2 separate regions of the Homo sapiens genome follow, and region 1 is linked to region 2. A link is a loop called in an ENCODE intact Hi-C map of the cell type or tissue named here. Cell type or tissue: Caco-2. All regions are shown on one strand. Links, peaks and the distances in the headings refer to the core of each region. The heading gives the core; the rest is flanking DNA.

What was found. A loop is a pair of places that touch in the nucleus more often than their neighbours do. Peaks named below come from ENCODE experiments on the same cell type or tissue, not always from the same donor. Only the 100,000 strongest peaks of a DNase experiment are listed, where the experiment ranks them.
Region 1: it touches region 2 in a loop (27-fold over the local background); 6 of 110 quality-filtered maps call a loop at or near these places.

Annotation. Positions count from the first base shown.
Region 1 is chr12:110,350,268-110,359,845 of GRCh38, reverse strand. ATP2A2 (ATPase sarcoplasmic/endoplasmic reticulum Ca2+ transporting 2) reads right to left here. Exons shown (of 20, transcript NM_170665.4): 20 at 8,753-9,578. Among named protein-coding and RNA genes, the nearest start is that of ANAPC7, 49 kb to the left of the region's middle. RefSeq lists a silencer at 8,273-8,473. In Caco-2, for the core only: no CTCF peak of the experiment used is centred there; a DNase peak (open chromatin) is centred at 4,615.
Region 2 is chr12:110,597,033-110,606,610 of GRCh38, reverse strand. No RefSeq gene overlaps it. Among named protein-coding and RNA genes, the nearest start is that of TCTN1, 12 kb to the left of the region's middle. In Caco-2, for the core only: CTCF peaks have their summits at 4,240 (motif pointing right) and 6,165 (motif pointing right); a DNase peak (open chromatin) is centred at 4,260.

The DNA.
Region 1 (9,578 bases), core at 1,953-6,952, 250 kb after region 2:
TTAAAGTTTGTACATTCTTAGTCACAAATCAAGGCATTTTGAGTAATTTCCAAACTTAAAAAACACATTTTTATGATTTCTACTTATTTATTTTCTTGAGACAGGGTCTCACTCTTGTGCAAGCTGGAGTGCAGTGGCGTGATCGTGGCTCACTTCAGCATCAACCTCCCAGGCTCAAGTGATCCTCCTGCCTCAGCCTCCCTAGTAGCTGGGACTACAGGCACACGTCACCACACTCGGCTAATTTTTTTTTTTTTTAGATGGAGTCTCACTCTGTCGCCCAGTAATTTCCAAACTTACAAAATACATTTTTATGATTGCTACTTATGTGCACCACACCTGGCTAATTTTTGTATTTTTAGTAGAGATGGGGTTTCACCATGTTGATCAGGCTTGTCTCGAACTCCTGACCTCATGATCTGCCCACCTCAGCCTCCCAAAGTGCTGGGATTATAGGCATGAGCTACTGTGTCCGGCCTTGGCTAATTTTTTGTAGCAACAAGGTTCTCACTATGTTACTCAGGCTGGTCTCGAACTCCTGGGCTCAAGTGATCCTTCTGCCTTGGCCTCCCAAATTACCGGGATTACAGGTGTGAGCTACTGCACCCAGCCTCTACTTATTTTGATGGAAAAACATCCAATTTAAACTTTACCAACACTCACTGGCTGACTACTGGACATGTTTTTCTCTCCTCCCCCTGCAGGGAGTCCTGTCAGAAGTACAGATTGCTAGGCTGGGCACGGTGGCTCATGCTTGTAATCCCAGCACTTTGGGAGGCTGAGGCGGATGGATCACGAGGTCAGGAGATCGAGACCATCCTGTCTAACACAGTGAAACCTGGCTCTACTAAAAATACAGAAAAAAAAAATTAGCTGGGCGTGGTGGCAGGTGCCTGTAGTCCCAACTACTTGGGAGGCTGAGGCAGGAGAATAGCGTGAACCTGGAAGGCGGAGCTTGCAGTGAGCTAAGATCATGCCACTGCACTCCAGCCTGGGCAACAGTGCGAGACTCTGTCTCAAAAAAAAAAAAAAAAAAATGTACAGATTGCTTTCCAAAATAGGAATGTCTCAGCCATGCTAAAATCATTCTCTTGTAATAGAGGAACAGGAATAACATATTTAGTATATTCTTAAAACGTTGTTATTGATTATATTTGGGGTTGGAATCTATCATCTTATCCTTGCTATTCTGTAATTTTAGGTTCCTTTTTTTCCTTCAGGCAGCATGCTAGTCTGGCCTGTGTTTCTGTTCCTTTAGTGGTTATCCTAGGAATTGCAATGTATTTATTTAACATATCCACACCTAAAGTTAACTGATGTCTTTACTGTCTGTCCTCTTGGATGACAAAAGCTCTCAGATCATTTAAATTCTGTTTACACCCACCCCATCTGGAGTTTCCCTTAGTGTGGGTCTGCTGATGAAGAACTGTTTCTTTCTTTTCTTTCTTTTTTTTTTTTTTTTTTTGAGACAGGGTCTCACTGTGTTGCTCAGGCTGGAGTGGTATGATCTCGGCTCACTACAACCTCCATCTTCCAGGCTCAAGTGATTCTCCTGCCTCAGACTCCTGAGTAGCTGGGATTACAGATGTGCACCACTACCGCCCAGCTAGTTTTTGTATTTTTAGTAGAGATGGGGTTTCACCATGTTGGGCCAGGCTGGTCTCAAACTCTTGACCTCAAATGGTCCTCCCACCTTGGCCTCTGAAAGTGCTGGGATTACAGGCATGAGCCACTGTGCCCGGCCTGAACCCTGTTTTTGCCTAAAAATATCTTTATTTCACCCTGAATACTATATGCTTAAATACTACATACTCTCTCCAGGTTGCCATTAATCGCCTTCAGCACATGAAGCTGCCATCCCGTTGGTTTCTGGCTTTCATTGTTACTGTTGTAATGTCAGTCTCCTTTGAAGATGATATTTACCTCTGCCCCGTCCCCCACTGCTCTTAAGATTTTCTTTGGTTTTCTGCAGTTTATTACTAGGGCTGGAATGATTGACTTCTCTCTCTCTTTTTTTTTTTTTTTTTTTTTTTTTTTTTTTGAGATAGGATCTGGCTCTGTCCTTCAGGCTGGGAAGTGCGGTGGTGCAATCTCAGCTCACTGCAACCTCCGCCTCCCAGACTCAAGACATCCTCCCGCCTCAGCCTCCAAAGTAGCTGGGAATGCGGAATATAGGAATGTACTACCATGCCCACCTAATTTTTGTTTTTGTTTTTTTCGGTAGAGATGGTTTTTTGCTGTTTCCCAGGTTGGTTTCAAAGTACTGGGCTCAAGCAGCCCTCCCACCTTGGGCCTCCCAAAGTGCTGAGATTACGTGTGTGAACCACCATACCTAGCCTGGATTTCTTTTTAGTTATCCTGTATCCTGGACTTAAGTGATCCTCCCATCTCAGCCTCCCGAGTAGCTGCACAGGCATGCGCCACCACACCCAGTAAAAAAAATTTTTTTTTAATTAGCCAGATGTGACAGCATGTGCCTGTGGTCCAGGCTGGAGTGCAGTGGTATACTCATGGCCACTGCAGCTTCCACCTTCTGGCCTCAAGTGATCTTCCTGCCTCAGCTTCCCAAGTAGCCGAGACTGTTCCATACTCCTGGGCTCAAGTGATCCTCCAGCTTCAGTCTCACAAAGTGCTGAGATTACAGGCGTGAGCCACTGTGCCTGGCCCTCTTTTGAAGGTAGTGAAATGTATATTTGACTTTGTCGCTTTTCTCAGTCTGTCTTCTAGGTATCTTACCTTTCCTGCATGTTTTCTAGCCTTTTCTCCCCACCCTCACCTTCTGCTGCATTCTAATTAATTTATTCTCATCGACCATTTCATTATTATTATTATTATTTTTTGAGACAGAGTTTCGCTCTTGTTGCTCAGGCTGGAGTGCAATAGCACGATCTCGTTTCACTGCAACCTCTACTTCCCGGGTTCAAGTGATTCTCCTGCCTCAGTCTCCCAAGTAGCTGGGATTACAGGCTACTGCCACCAGGCTGGGCTAATTTTGTATTTTCAGTAGAGACGGGATTTCTCCATGTTGGTCAGGCTGGTCTCAAACTCCCGACCTCAGGTGATCTGCCTGCCTTGGCCTCCGAAAGTGCTGGGATTACAGGCGTGAGCCACCGCGCCCAGCCTCATTCATTATTTTGCTGTGTCAATTTTGATGCCACATCCAACCATGAAGTTGTTTTGTTTTTGTTTTTGTTTTTTTTTTTTGCGACAGGCAGGGTCTTGCTGTGTTCAGGCTAGAGTCCAGTGGTGCAGTCAGCTCACTGTAACCTCAAACTCCTGTGCCCACGTGATCCTCACGCCTTGGGCCCCTCAGTAGCTGGGACTACAGGCATGTGCTACTATGCCAGGATAATTTTTAATTTTTATTTATTTATTTTTTTGAGACGGAGTCTCAATCGCCCAGCCAGGCTGGAGTGCAATGGCGCAATCTCTGCTCACTGCAACCTACGCCCCCCGGGTTCAAACGATTCTCCTGCCTCAGCCTCCCAAGTAGCTGGGTTTACAGGTGCCTGCCACTTCACCTGGCTATTTTTTTTTTTTTTTGTATTTTTAGTAAACACGGGGTCTCCCCATCTTGGCCAGGCTGGTCTTGAACTGCTGACCTCGCGATCCACCCTCCTCAGCTTCCCAAAGTGCTGGGATTACAGTCATGAGCCACCTTGCCTGGCCAATTTTTAAATTTTTTGCCGATTTGAGGTCTCACTATATTGCCCAGGCTGGCCAACCTTTTTTTTATTCTTTTTTTTGGTGAGATGGAGTCTCCCTCTGTTGCCCAGGCTGGGGTGCAGTGGTGCAATCTCGGCTCACTGCAAGCTCCGCCTCCTGGGTTCACACCATCCTCCTGCCTCAGCCTCCTGAGTAGCTGGGACTACAGGCGCCCGCCACCATGCCTGGCTAATTTCTTTCTTTCTTTTTTTTTTTTTTGTATTTTTAGTAGAGATGGGGTTTCACCATGTTAGCCAGGATGATCTCAATCTCCTGACCTCATGATCCACCTGCCTTGGCCTCCCAGTGCTGGGATTACAGGCGTGAGCCACCGCGCCCGGCCTTTTTTTTTTTTTTTTTGTGGAGACAGAGTCTCTCTCTGTTGCCCAGCCGAGAATGCAGTGGCTTGATCTCGGCTCACTGCTGCAACCTCCGCCTCCCAGGTTTAAGCGATTCTCCTGCCTCAGCCTCCTGAGTAGCTGGGATTACAGGCATGCACCATCATGCCCAGGTAATTTTTTTGTATTTTTAGTAGAGATGGGGTTTCACCATGTTGATCAGGCTGGTCTTGAACTCCTGACCTCAAGTGATCCAACTACCTTGGCCTCCCAAAGTGCTGGGATTACAGGCGTGAGCCACTGCACCTGGCCCCATTCGTTTTTACATTCTGATGATTATACTTTTCTCACTTTCCTGGTTTGATGACCTCAACAGTTTTGAGGAATACCAGTCAGGGATTTTTCGTTTGGGGATTGGTCAGGTGTTTTCTGATGATGATTAGACTGAGGTTGTGTATTTTGAGAGGAAGACCACAAAGGTAAAATGCCATTTTCATCACTTCAGATCAAGGGCCCATGCTTTCAAGATGACGCCCCCTGGCTGAGGTAGCATGTCAGGTCTCCACAGTGACGGGCACTTTCCCATCCCTACTGTATGTACTCTTTGGAACATTGCACAGCCCACAGAGGAGGTGAGTCTCCACCTCCTGAGGCAGTGTCCATGTAAATTACTTGGAATTCTGCATGGAAGATTTGTAGTCACCCCCATTTATTTATTTGTTTATGTCAGCGTGGACTTATGGATATTTATACTTTGGATTCTAGTCCAATACTGCTTTATTTTGTTGCTCACATTCTTCGGCTGTTGTGGCTTTTTCAGTTGGCTCCTGTGTTCCTTTCACATAACCACATCTTTGATTGCTGTTTTTGAGCCCTTCCTTTCTGGTGCTTTGGTATTCTTCAGGCACGTACTGTACGTTTTCTGTCCCATCTCTAGAATCAGCCATTTCTCCAAGGAGCCCTTTTTTACTGGAGAATGGCATTAGAAACCTAACACTGGAAGCCAAGTGTGTTCATTGCCTTCTGAGCTGACAGTACAAGGAAATGCATGTGTGTAGTGACCAGTGTATATACACATCACAGTCAGCAGTTTTTCTTTTTTCCTTTTCTTGAAACAGGCTCTCGCTGCGTCGTGCAGGGTGGAGTGCACTGGTGTGATCTTGTCCTGCTGGGTTCAGGTGATCCTCCTGCCTCAGCCTCCAGAGTAGCTGGGACTACAGGCAGGCACCACCATGCCTGGCTAATTTTTAAAATTTTTTGTAGATGTGGGGTCTCACTGTGTTGCCCAGGCTGGTCTCAAACTGCTGGGCTCCTCATCCTCCTGCCTCAGCCTCCTAAAGTGCTGAGATTATAGGCGTGAGTCACTGTGCCTCGCCACTATCAGTGTTTCTATATGAAACCATCCGTACATATGAAGCTAAACATGACTTCATCCTGATATCTCCGGCTCTAATTCATTACCACATGGATTATTCTAGCTTCCTCCCCTTGCTTATCTTAGCTTCTCCCCTTGCTTCCTCTGCTTCCTCCCACTCCAACAGAGAGACCTGGCTTCCACCATCTGCCATCTATATGCAGCATTTTGTTATTCTCAGCAACTGTCATTACTAGAAACTGTTAACTTCCTTCTGTTTCTAAAAAATGGTAGATTATAATACAAACTGCTCTGTAATTGAATATTTCCCTGGGCAGACAACGTATATCAGACATCATTCCTTGCTCGTACACACGTGTACCTTGTCTTTTTCAAAGGCTGCACGGTATTCCATGGTTTGAATGCTCTCTACCTTATTCAGTTCTTGCCTCTTGATGAACATCAGCTTATTTCCACTCTTCTGCTACAAGAGTGCAGTAGGGATTATACTTTTTGAACATATGGGAGGATTTCAGGAAAGTGAAGTTCTTGATCAAAGGATATAGATATTTAAAAATCTGAGAGCTGTGTGTGGTAGCTTATGCTTGTAATCCCAGCGACTAGGGGAGCTGACATGAGAGGGTCACTAGAGGCCAGGAGTTCAAGACCAGCCTGGGCAAGTAGCAAGATCCCATTTCTACCAAAAATTATAAAATTTGCCAGGTGTGGTAGTGTGCACTTATAGTCTTAGCTACTCAAGAGGCTGAGGCAGGAGGATCGCTTGAACCCAGGAGGTTGAGGCTGCAGCAAGCCATGATGGCACCGTTGCACCCCAGCCTGGGACACTGTCACTTCCCACCCTCCCCAAAAATGAAAATCTGACACGCAAACAGGCATAATGAACACCTCTGTCTATACTTTCCTTACTGATAGGTAAAGCAGTATCTGCCTTTCCTCGTCTCCGCCCCTCTCCCTCACTGAATTAACCACTATCGATTCGGGCTTTCACAGCCTCTGGCTGATGTCCACAAACTCATTACCAATCTGTTTGGTACTAGTCCACGTTGATGTACACTCTGGTGTACACACTTTCTCTCAGCCAGCCTGGCCCGTGGGCCACGTTTAGAGGATATGAGGCGGTATTGTGCATATTGATATGTTGCTGCACTTGGCTTCACTGTTCAGGATTTATTTAGGTTGATAACGTAGTTCTAGCTTATTTCATAGCTGAGCATCATCTGAATATGCCTGAATGTACTCACCCATTTTCCTGCTGGTGGTTTCATTTTTCTCCAAAAACTCTGCTGTGGCTCTTCCCCATGTGTGAGATTCTCTAGGAGTGGACCTGCTTGGGGCGGGGGCAGGGGTAAGGGTGTTGAGAACACCTCTAGGCTGAGTGATTTCGGTCATTCCCTAGAGTTCATCCTCGCAAGCTGCTCCATCCTTGGCATCAGAAGACCCACTTCTCGAGACGTTACCTCGTGATTTTAATTTGCCAGTGGAGTTGAGCATCTTTTCACATGAGCTATTTGTTTTCTCTCGTTTACACCATTTAACCATGTTTCTTTTGGGGGTATAGTTGCATTTTCCAAGTATTTTGATCCGTTTGCAATTTATTGGGTGTAAGGGATACAGCTTTATTTTTCTCAAGATGACCCCCCACATAATAATCCAACTATTACCTACTAAGCTGAAACACCACCCTTCTCAAGTGATGCACTGAATTACCATAGCTTTAAGAGGTTTGGTGTGCTTCCTTGGTTTTTGTCTGCCTGATGTTTGTTAGGATTGGCCTAAGGCCACCATTGGTATTCTCATATATCAGTATGAATTATATGTCACTCCCATTCAGCTGTCAATTTTCCCTGAATCATTAAACATTTCTAACTAGGAACAAAATAGTTCCTGTCTAGGAACATTGACCCAGTATGACCCCTGATCGCTTTTTGTTCATTCCAAGGCATTTTTTCCTTCTCGTGCCCGATTGTACTGACTAGCACCTCTAGAACAGTGTTTGGTAGTGGGCAAGAGTGGACTTGGAATGCAACTCTAAAGCGTTAACACTTTTGGTTTCTAATAATAAATGGTACATAGGAATAATTTTTAGAAAATGGATGTTAAATTTTATCAAATTTTTTTTCTCCATCAGCAGAACTGATCAGTAGAGTCTCGCTGTGTCGCCCAGGCTGGAATGCAGTGGCACGTTCACGCCATTCATTCTCTTGCCTCAGCCTCCTGAGTAGCTGGGACTACAGGCAACTGCCACCATGCCCAGCTAATTTTTTGTATTTTCGTTGTTGTTTTTTTTTTTTTTTTTTGAGACGGAGTCTTGCTCTGTCACCCAGGCTGGAGTGCAATGGTGCGATCTCGGCTCACTGCAAGCTCCGCCTCCCGGGTTCATGCCGTTCTCCTGCCTCAGCCTCCTGAGTAGCTGGGACTATAGGCACCCACCACCACGCCCGGCTAATTTTTTGAATTTTTAGTGGAGACGGGGTTTCACCATGTTAGCCAGGATGGTCTCAATCTCCTGACCTCATGATTCGCCCGCCTCGGCCTCCCAAAGTGCTGGGATTACAGGCGTGAGCCACCGCACCCGGCAATTTTTTTTAGTAGAGACGGGGTTTCATCGTGTTAGCCAGGATGGTCTCGATCTCCTACCTTGTGATCTGCCTGCCTCGGCCTCCCAAAGTGCTGGGATTGCAGGCGTGAGCCACCGTGCCTACCCAGAACTGATAGTTTTAAAAATTAGATTTATAGAATCATCCAGCTATCCTTGTATCCTGGTATTTTTTAAAGTGATAAAGAATCATCTTAGGGAATGTGCAAAACCAAAAACCCAATCCCAAACCCATCACTGCCAAATAAGCACTAAAGTAACCAGCAAATGAATTCCAACAGCTGCTTCAGTTCTGTTCACCTCTCCATCCCATACCTATCAACAACGGGGAATGTGGAAGTTTTGGATCTGAACAGCCTAAGAAACATCTCTCCATTGCTAGTCTCCAGATCTTTCCAGGCTGCTAACAATGGAGAGCGCGGAGTCTTGGCTTTCTTCACCACACTGACGAGTGAGGCCTTGTGTGTTTAAGACCCCACTGGTAACACACACTCAGCTTCCCCCATCCTTAAAGGGTAGGGAGCCAGGGTGGGCTTCACATGGGCGGACCTGCTGCCAGTCAGCCTGTCTACTGTGAAGTCGAGTCCAAGAGGTTCCTGTCCCCTCTAGTCACATGGCCACCCTGCCCAGACTGAGCCTCCCCTGCTTCCCTGTAGAGGGGCAGGCCCGGGTGCGGAGTGGAGGCCCTTGGTGCCCATCAGTCCCCCTCCCACAGAACAGTCACCACCACACTGAGAATTTATCATAGAATAGATTTATTTACCTGAAACCATGTCTGTGCGACGCTCATTGTTACCAGCACAGAAAGAAACAAACTGATCTCTATTTACAGTCTAAAGTCAAACATGCGCAGTGATAAATTGACATTTAGCATTTTATTAAGATAAATGCATCACAATATTTGTATTGCACCAACATCTGTCTACTGCTTCTGATTTCATTAAATAAGTTACATTTAATACAGTGCGAAATAGCTGTCTGCACACTCAGAAAATAACTGAAAATGAACTGGAGGCCTACATTTTAACCATTCAACACCTGTAGTGTTTTTAATGAATTTATAAATAAGCAAACTGTACAGGGCCAATTAAAAAGTAGCATGTTCCAATGTCACTGGAGAGGGATCTGGCTACTTACAACCGAAGGCATGCATTACAATTGAATACTGTACATTTATATAAGCTATGACATTTTGCAGAGAAATGTGGCGACTTGGCTGACGGCTTCCAAGTTCTTAGATAAGGTTACAGAGCCTCATTCCTCTTGCAGCAAAGAAACCAAACTTCTCTGGAGAGGCTTTCTGATTAAGCTAAATTGTACATCTGTAATCAGTATTTTGATTTAAAAGCTAACAACCCCATTGGTAATACACATTTCCTCCACATAACACAAAGTGAGTTGGGAAGTTTTTTACTTTTCTTTTTCCCCAACATCAGTCATGCACAGGGTTGGTAGATGTGTTGCTAAAAACGCACATGCACGCAACCGAACACCCTTACATTTCTGCAAAATGGTTTAGGAAGCGGTTACTCCAGTATTGCTGAAAAGGAAAGAGAGAGGAAAT
Region 2 (9,578 bases), core at 2,170-7,169:
TGAGATTTCTGGGTTTTATGGTCAGTATGTGTTTAAATATATAAGAAACTGCCCAGTTTTTTCCAAAGTGACTGGCCCATTTGCCTTCCCAATAACAAGGTATGAGAGTCCCAGTTTCCCATGCTCACGGGCACTTAGGATGGCCACCTTTGTTTTCATTTTTGTTTTTAGTTATTCTGATAGGTGTATGGTGGCTTCTGCTTGCAGTTTCATTAACTGGCTTTTAAGAAATCCAATCACGGCCCAACGCGGCAGCTCACGCCTGTAATCCCAGCACTTTCGGAGGCCGAGGCAGGTGGATCAGGAGGTCAGGAGTTTGAGACCAGCCTGGCCAACATAGTGAAAACCCGTCTCTACTAAAAATACAAAAAAATTAGCCAGGCGTGGTGGTGGGCACCTGTAATCCTAGCTACTTGGGAGGCTGAGGCAAGGAGAATCACTTGAACTTGGGAGACGGAGGTTGCAGTGAGCTGAGATCGCACCACTTCACTCCAGCCTAATGACAGAGTGAGACTCCGTCTCAAAAAAAAAAAAAAAAGAAAGAAAGAAATCCAATCACCTGGTGACAGCACATCTACATTACATTTTAATCTTGGGGTGCTGAAAGTATTTGTCAAATGTGAAATGAAAAAATAAATTTGTTTTTTCTGTATATAAGGAGCTTCAAAAAATGAAAGTAAGCTGGCTTCCTGGTCCCACTGAGCGACCCTGCTCTCTCCTCCTCCACCGCTATTTCTGTTTCTGTGTTGTAAATATGTTTTCATTCTTTCCTCGGGACCTGCAGATAGTTCCTCTTTCACTTACTTTTTACTGGCTACTGGCAGCCTGTTAGTGAATTCTTCTTCTTCTTCCTCTTTTTTTTTTTTTTTTTTTTCTTGAGACAGAGTTTCACCCTTGTTGCCCAGTCTGGAGTGCAAAGGCGTGATCTTGGCTCACTGCAACCCCCGCCTCCCGGGTTCAAGCGATTCCCCTGCCTCAGCCTCCTGAGTAGCTGGGATCACAGGTACACACCACCTCTCCCGGCTAATTTTTTATTTTTAGTAGAGACGGGGTTTCACCATGTTGGTCAGGCTGGTCTCAAACTCCTGACCTCAGGTGATCCACCCGCCTTGGCCTCCCAAAGTGCTGGGATTACAGGCGTAAGCCACCACGCCCAGCCGTTTTTTGTTTGTTTGTTTTCTTTTTTTTTTTTTGAGATGGAGTCTTTCTCTGTTGCCCAGGCTGGAGTGCAGTGGCACCATCTCGGCTCACTGCTCACTGTAACCTCCACCTCCCAGGGTCAAGCGATTCTCCTGCCTCCGCCTCCCAAGTAGCTGGGATTACAGGCACATGCCACAGCGCCCAGCTAATTTTTGTATTTTCAGTAGAGACAGGGTTTCACAATGTTGGCCAGGCTGGCCTCAAACTCCTGACCTCAAGTGATCCACCCACCTCAGCCTCCCAAAGTGCTGGGATTACAGGCGTGAGCCACTGCCCCTGGTCAGAAATACGTATTCTTCAAGATAAAATCCATCATACTGATGCTTCCAATTAAGACTCCATCCCTCCACCCAAAAAAAAGAGAATAACAATACCAATAACAATACTAATAATACAGAATAATGATACCAATACTACCACACAACCATAGGATTATTTAAAATATGTTAAGAATGTTTTTAGCTGCACACTTTCTTTTTGAGACAGAGTCTCACTCTGTTGCCCAGGCTGGAGTGTAGTGGCATGATCTCAGCTCACTGTGACCTCCACCTCCCAGGTTCAAGAGATTCTCCTGCCTCATCCTCCCGAGTAACTGGGACTGCAGGCGCCTGCCACCACATCCAGCTAATTTTTGTATTTTTAGTAGAGGCGGGGTTTCTCCACATTGGTCAGGCTGGTCTTGAACTGCCGACCTCAGGTGATCCACCCACCTCGGCCTCCCAAAGTGCTGGGATTACAGGCGTGAACCACCGTGCCCAGCCTGCACACTTTCATTTAATCCCTCTGTTTTTAGGATGTTGCCTCGCCTCCAAGTGTTTTCTCTGATTGCTATCCCTGGACCCAGAACTTCTCTGGTTCAAGTTCTCCAGGGAATAAGCATCTCATCTTCTGCAGAGATTGGGGTTAGGGAGTGACAAGGAGGAGAATCAGGGGTCTAACGCTTCCCCCAGATGGTATTTATATTCAATCAATTATTGGTTTTCAGTCCCACCTCTCAGCACAGGGGCCTTCAACCAATTCCTGAGCCTTTCTGGGGTTTATCAGCTCTAAGTGCCTTGCTACTCATTGGCAACTCCTGCAAGAACTAGGGTTTCTCCTCCCAAGTAAACCACTCATCTACATTCTATCTTCTAAAAAGGATTTGAGATCTCTCATGAGCAGTCTTCTCCCACTCTTTGTGGGTTTATACCTCTTTGATTCCTTTGCTAGTATTTTAGGAGTGTTTCAGGAGAGAGCAGAGATAACTGCATGGGCTCAATCTGCCATGTTTCTATATGTTTTATGTAAATATTTTCCTATCAGGCATGGAGAGATAATATAGTGAAATGATTAGAAGCACAGATTCTATAATGGGGGAGGCTAGGCCTGTGTGATCCAGGGGATATATCTCTGTACCTTCTGCTCAATTTTGCTGTGAACCTAAAACTGCTTTTAAAAAGAAGATCTAGGCCAGGCACGGTAGCTCACACCTGTAATCCTGGAACTTTGGGAGGCCAAGACGGGCGGATGGCTTGAGGTCAGGAATTCAAAACCAGCCTGGCAAACATGGTGAAACCCCGTCACTACTAAAAATGCAAAAAAATTAGCTGGGCGTGGTGGTGTGCACCTGTAATCCCAGCTACTTGGGAGGCTAAGACAGGAGAATTGCCTGAACCTAGGAGGTGGAGGTTGCAGTGAGCCGAAATCGCACCACTGCACTCCAGCTTGGGCCACAAAGTGTGATTCTGTCTCAAAAAAAAAAAAAAAAAAAAAGGTCTACTGGGCCGGGCGTAGTGACTCACGCCTGTAATCCCAGCATTTTGGGACGCTAAGGCGAGCAGATCACTTGAGGTCAGGAGTTCCGGACCAGCCTGGCCAACATGGTGAAACCCTTTCTCTACTGAAAAATGTTTAAAAAATACAAAAATTACTGGGGCCTGGTGGCGGGCGCCTGTAGTCACAGCTACTTGGGAGGCTGAGGCACGAGAATCCCTTGAACCCGGGAGGCAGAGGTTGCAGTGAGCTGAGATTGCCTCTGCACTCCAGCCTGGGTGACAGAGTGAGACTCTGTCTTAAAAAAAAAAAAAAAAAGAAAGAAGGAAGGAAAGAAAAGAAAAGAGAAAACGAGCACACTTTCTGAAGCCACAGTGTTTGGGTTCAAATCCCTAGTTCTGCCACTTGCTAGCACTATAACTTTGGGCATGCTTTCTGTGTTCAGATTCTTCGTCTATAAAACAGGGAAATAGTGGTACTTAGGTACCAGTTTTGTGCATACAGCATGGTGTATACAGTATGCAGCATGGCTAACTAAGCCCTCAAAAAGCTTTAAAATGCAGCCTGGACAATATAGCAAGACTCTTTCTCCACAAAAAAACAAAAACAAATTAGCCAGATGTGTTGCCACACACCAGTCCTAGCTACTCGGGAGGCTGAAATGGGAGGATCGCTTGAGCCCTGGAGTTGGAAGCTGCAGTGAGCTATGATCATGCTACTGCACTTCAGCCTGGGTGACAGAGCAAAACCCTGTCTCCATTTAAAAGACAACAAAAGCTGTCCAGGCTTGGTGGCTCACGCCTGTAATCCCAGCACTTTGGGAGGCCGAGGCAGGCGGATCATGAAGTCAGGAGATCGAGACTATCCTGGCTAACACGGTGAAACCCTGTCTCTACTAAAAATACAATAAATTAGCCGGGCGTGGTGGTACACACCTGTAGTCCCAGCTACTCAGGAGGCTGAGGCAAGAGAATTGCTTGAACCCGGGAGGCGGAGGTTGCAGTGAGCCGAGATCACGCCACTTCACTCCAGCCTGGGTGACAGAGCAAGACTCCGTCTTAAAAAATAAATAAATAAATAAAAGCTTAAAAATGTTATTTGAGAAAGGGTGCAGGATTCAGGTTTCCTTAATTGGAAAAGACAAGATGATGTTAATTCTCCAGAAAGCGAAAGGAGAAAATATATGTTAATCTTGCCTCAAAATCGATTGTATGGTCCTCAGGATTTAGCAATTCTGAATAATGCCATTTCACCTATTCCCTGCAGATGGCAGCCTTTGTCACCAAAACTTGGTTCCTCTCACAGGGTTGACCCGGAGCAGAGGACAAAATGCTATTCTTTCATTGGCTCTAGTTCACTCAACAAATATTTACTGAGCACCTACTATGTGCCCGGACCCAGAAACAGCAGTGGTCAAGCAGGCACCAGCATTGCCCTCTCAGAACTTCCAACAGTTCTAGAGCTTCATTCTAAGGAGCTGAGGGGCCCTCCCAAGGAAAGCTTCCATGAGAATGGGCCTTCAGTTACAGAAGCCTTAACAGGAGTCAGAAACAGAATGCCTTCTCGAGCAAAAACGATGTTGCAAAGGACATTACTCACCACCAATTGCTTTCCAGGCCTACCTGCACTTAAAAAGAGCCTTTCATAAGTTCCACCCTCAGAGGAAAGAGCTGGGATATTTTATTTTATTATTTATTTATTTATTTTGAGATGGAGTCTCACTCTGTTGCCCTGGCTGCAGTGCAGTGGCCCAATATAGGCTCACTGCAACCTCTGCCTCCCAAGTTTAAATGATTCTCATGTCTCAACCTCCCGAGTAGCTGGGACTACAGGCGCCCACCACCATGCCTGGCTAATTTTTGCATTTTTATTAGAGACAGGGTTTTGCCATGTTGGCAGGCTGGTCTCGAACTCCTGAGCTCAGGTGATCCACCTGCCTCGGCCTCCCAAAGTGCTGGGATTACAGGTGTGAGCCACCGTGCCCAGCCAAGAGCTGGGATATTTTAAATTAAATAATTCAAACTTAAAGCTGCTGGAACTTTCTTCTGAGCCTTGAGAGGAATGTGGCCATGTAGTATGCAGTTGCAACTTCTGCTTGTCCTGTAAATGATTAGAAATGACCCAGTAGGCCGGGTGCGGTGGCTCACGCCTGTAATCCCAGCACTTTGGGAGGCCAAGACAGGCAAATCACTTGAGATCAGGAGCTGGGGACCAGCCTGGCCAATATGGCGAAACCCCGTTTCTACTAAAAATATAAAAATTGGGCGTGGTGGTGGGCACCTGTAATCCCAGCTACTTGGGAGGCTGAGGCAGAAGAATTGCTTGAACTCAGGAGGCAGAGGTTGCAGTGAGCTGAGATTGCACCACTGCACTCAAGCCTGGGCAATACACAGTGGCTCACGCCTGTAATCCCAGCATTTTGGGAGGCCGAGGCAGACAGATCACAAGGTCAGGAGTTCAAGACCAGCCTGACCAACATGGGGAAACCCTGTCTCTACCAAAAAAAAAAAATAGCCAGGCATGGTGGCACAGGCCTGTAATCCCAGCTACTCAGGAGGCTGAGGCAGGAGAATCACTTGCACCCAGGAGGCGGAGGTTGCAGTGAGCCAAGATCACGCCACTGCACTCCAGCCTGGATGACAGAGGGAAACTCCATCTCAAGAAAAAAAAAAAGAAAGAAATGACCCACTAGCACCAGAGATAAGACCCTCTCAGGACATTACTCCTCTTCATAGAATGTTAAAGCATCTTCCTTGAAATGTAGCAAGCTGTTTTAATCAAATGACTGTAACATACATATGGGCCTTGGATGGAAAATGTTGCAACTCAGCTGCAACTGTTTCTATCTATATAAGTGAAACCTTAGCTTCCTCTCTTTCCAACACTGATCCCATTCCTTTGGAGTATGTGTTTCGCAGGTGATCATCCTCAAACCTTGCACTTGAATAAACTCTGTACTTAATCATATTTTCTAAATCTCGTTATGCAAGTTTGACAGATACTAAGAGGCATTGTCGCCAATGTAGAAAGAGGGTGGCAGGGTTATGGGGTGAGTGAACGGGAAGATTTAGGAAATACAGACCACGGATAACAATTCAAAATGCCCCACCAATTTTTAAACCAAACATCTCCTTTTTAAGAAAAATTATCCAAATTTTGGAAATAAGACCAAGAGAGGGCAGTGTAGTTCTTTCAATGTCATCAAGGACTTTGTTTCACAAGCTCACCCAAAGATTACTTAATTCTCTAGCAGGGATCAGCAAACTCTTTCTGTAAAGGTCCAGGTAGTAAATATTTTAGGCTTTGTGGCTGGTTCCTATCTGTCAACTACTCAACTCTATCGGTCATCATGGTCCACCATTTCTGTACAGCAAAAGCATCCTGGGGAGATACAGAAATAATTGGGTATGGCTGTGTTCCAATAAAACTGTATTTTAGGCCGGGCATGGTGGCTCACACCTGTAATCCCAGCACTTTGGGCGGCCGAGGCGGGAGGATTGCTTGAGGCCAAGAGTTCAAGACCAACATAGTGTGACCCCATCTCTTATTTTTAAAAATAATAAAATTAAAATCTTATTACAAACACAAGCAGCCAGGCCAGATGTAGCCCACCAACTACTTATATAGGCCAGGGACTGTTCCTTTGTTTGCATAGGTATTGATTGATTAAAGGCCCAGATTTTTGTCCAGTACAGTTTTTGGTTGTTTTTTGTTTGTTTTTGTTTTTGAGATGGAGTCTCACTCTGTTGCCTAGGCTGGAGTGCAGTGGCATGATCTCAGCTCACTGCAACCTCCACCTCCTGGGTTCAAGCAATTCTTCTGCCTCAGCCTCCCGAGTAGCTGGGACTACAGGCATGCTCCACCAGCTAATTTTTTTTTTTTTTTTTTTTTAGTAGAGATGGGGTTTTACCGTCTCAGGCTCCTGACTTCAAGTGATCTGCCTGCCTCGGCCTCCCAAAATGCTGGGATTACAGGCATGAGCCACTGTTCCTGGCCTTGTCCAGTAGAGTTTTGAATTATTTCTCTCCAGTACAAAAGAGAATCCCATAGCTTATAGTTCTTATTACCCTGCAGAAGATTAACCAGTTTTGTATCTAAAATTCCCACTTCCTCAAGTACCTACTTCTTCAAAACATTCTCTGAACCAACTTCACCATCCGACTGTTTCCTCTTAGACAAGTAGAATACTTTTCTGACGTGTCAATTCTATATTTGTTTGTTTTGTTTTTTGTTTTGTGTGAGATGGGGTCTCATTCTGTCACCCAGGCTGGAGTACAATGGTGCAATCTTGGCTGACTGCAACCTCCACCTCCGGGCTCATGCCATCTGCCCACCTCAGCCTCTCAAGTAGCTGAGACTATAGGCGCACACCACCATGCCCTGCTAATTTTTGTATTTTTTGTAGAGACAGGGTTTCACCTTATTGCCCAGGCTGGTCTCGAACTCTGGGGCTCAAATTATCTGCCTGCCTCAGCCTTCCAAAGTGCTGGGATTACAGGCATGAGCCACCATGCCGAGCCCTCCATTCTATATTTGAATGAGTCATGCTTTATTTTTATTTTTATTTTTTGAGACAGAGTTTCGCTCTTGTCGCCCAGGCTGCAGTGTAATGGCGCGATCTCAGCTCGCTGCAACCTCCACCTCCTGGGTTCAAGCGATTCTCGTGCGTCAGTCCCCCAAGTAGCTGGGAGTACAGGCGCCTGCCACCACGCCCAGCTAATTTTTATATTTTTAGTAGAGACAGGGCTTCACCATGTTGGCTAAGCTGGTCTCAAACTCTTGACCTTAGGTGATCCGCCTGCCTCCACCTCCCAAAGTGATGGGATTACAGGCGTAAGCCACCGCATCTGGCCCTCTCCCCACCTTCTTAATTTCATTTTCTACCTCCCCATCATTCCCTACACACTTTGGCCACACCGACCCTTTGCCTAATCCTCTAACAACTCACACTTTAAAGAAAAACTTTGGCTGGGCACGGTGGCTCACACCTGTAATCTTAGCACTTTGAGAAGCCGAGGTGGGTAGATTGCCTGAGCTCAGGAGTTCAAGACCAGCTTGGGCAACATGGTGAAACCCCGTCTCTACTAAAATACAATAAAAAATTAGCTGGGCATGGCGGCGTGCACCTGTAATTCCAGCTACTTGGAAGGCTGAGGCAGGAGAATCGCTTGAACTAGGGAGGCGGAGGTTGCAGTGATCCGAGATTGTGCCACTGCACTCCAGCCTGGTGACAGAGCGAGACTCCATCTACAAAAGAAAAAAAAAAAGATTTAATTGTGGTAAAATATATATAACAGAAAATTTCAGAAACCATCTTTAGGTGTACAGTTCAGTGGTAGTAAGTACAATTCACACTGTTGTGCAGCCATCAACACAGCCCATCTCCAGAATTCTTTTTCATCTTGCCAAACTGAAACTCTGTACCCATCAAACAATAATTCCCCATTCCTCCGCCCCCCCAACCCCTAGCAACCACCATTCTGCTTTCTGTCTTTATGAATTTGACTACCCTAGGTATCAAATTCCATTTAAGTGGAACCATAAAGTATTTGTCTGCCTGTGACTGGCTTATTTCACTTAGCATAATGTCCTTTAAGAAGTATATCCCTGTTGTAGCCTGTGTTAAGATTTAAATTTTTTTTCTTTTTTTCTTTTTTTTTTTTTTTTTTGCTCTGTCACCCTGGCTGGTGTGCACTGGCATGATCTCAGCTCACTGCAACCTCTGCCTCCTGAGTTCAAGCAATTCTCCTGCCTCAGCCTCCCTAATAGCTGGGATTATAGGCATGTACCACCATGCCCAACTAATCTTAGTATTTTTAGTAGAGATGGGGTTTCACCATGTTGGCCAGGCTGGTCTCGAACTCCTGACCTCAAGTGACCCACTCACCTCGGCCTCCCAAAGTGCTAGGATTATAGGTGTGAGCCCCCATGCCTGGCTCCTCCTTTTTTTCTCTTTTCTTTTTTAGAGACAAGGTGTCACTCTATCACCCATTTTGGGGGACAGTGGCACACTCATAGTTCACTGTAATCTTGAACTCCTGGACTCAAGTGATCCTCCCACCTCAGCTTCTCCAGTAGCTAAAACTATAGGTACACACCACCATGCCAAGTTAAAAAAAATTTTCTTTTGAGAGATGGGATCTTGCTATGTTGTCCAGGCTGGTCTCAAACTCCTAGGCTACAATGATCCTCCTGCCTCACCCTCCCAAAGTGCTGGAGTTACAAGTATGAGCAATAGCACCCAATCAGAACTTCCTTCCTGTTTAAGACTAAATAGCCGAGCGAGGGGCTCACGCCTGTAATCCCAGCACTTTGGGAGGCTGAGGCAGGCAGATCACAAGGTCAAGAGATGGAGACCATCCTGGCCAACATGGTGAAACCCCGTCTCTACTAAAAATACAAAAATTAGCTGGGTGTGTTGGCACGCACCTGTAGTCCCAGCTACTCGGGAGGCTGAGGCAGGAGAATCACTTGAACTTGGGAGGCAGAGGTTGCAGTGAGCCAAGATCATGCCACTGCACTCCAGCCTGGCGACAGAGCGAGACTCCACCTCAAAAAGCAAAAAAAGACTAAATAATATTTCACTGTATGGGCTAGGCGCGGTGGCTCACGCCTGTAATCCCAGC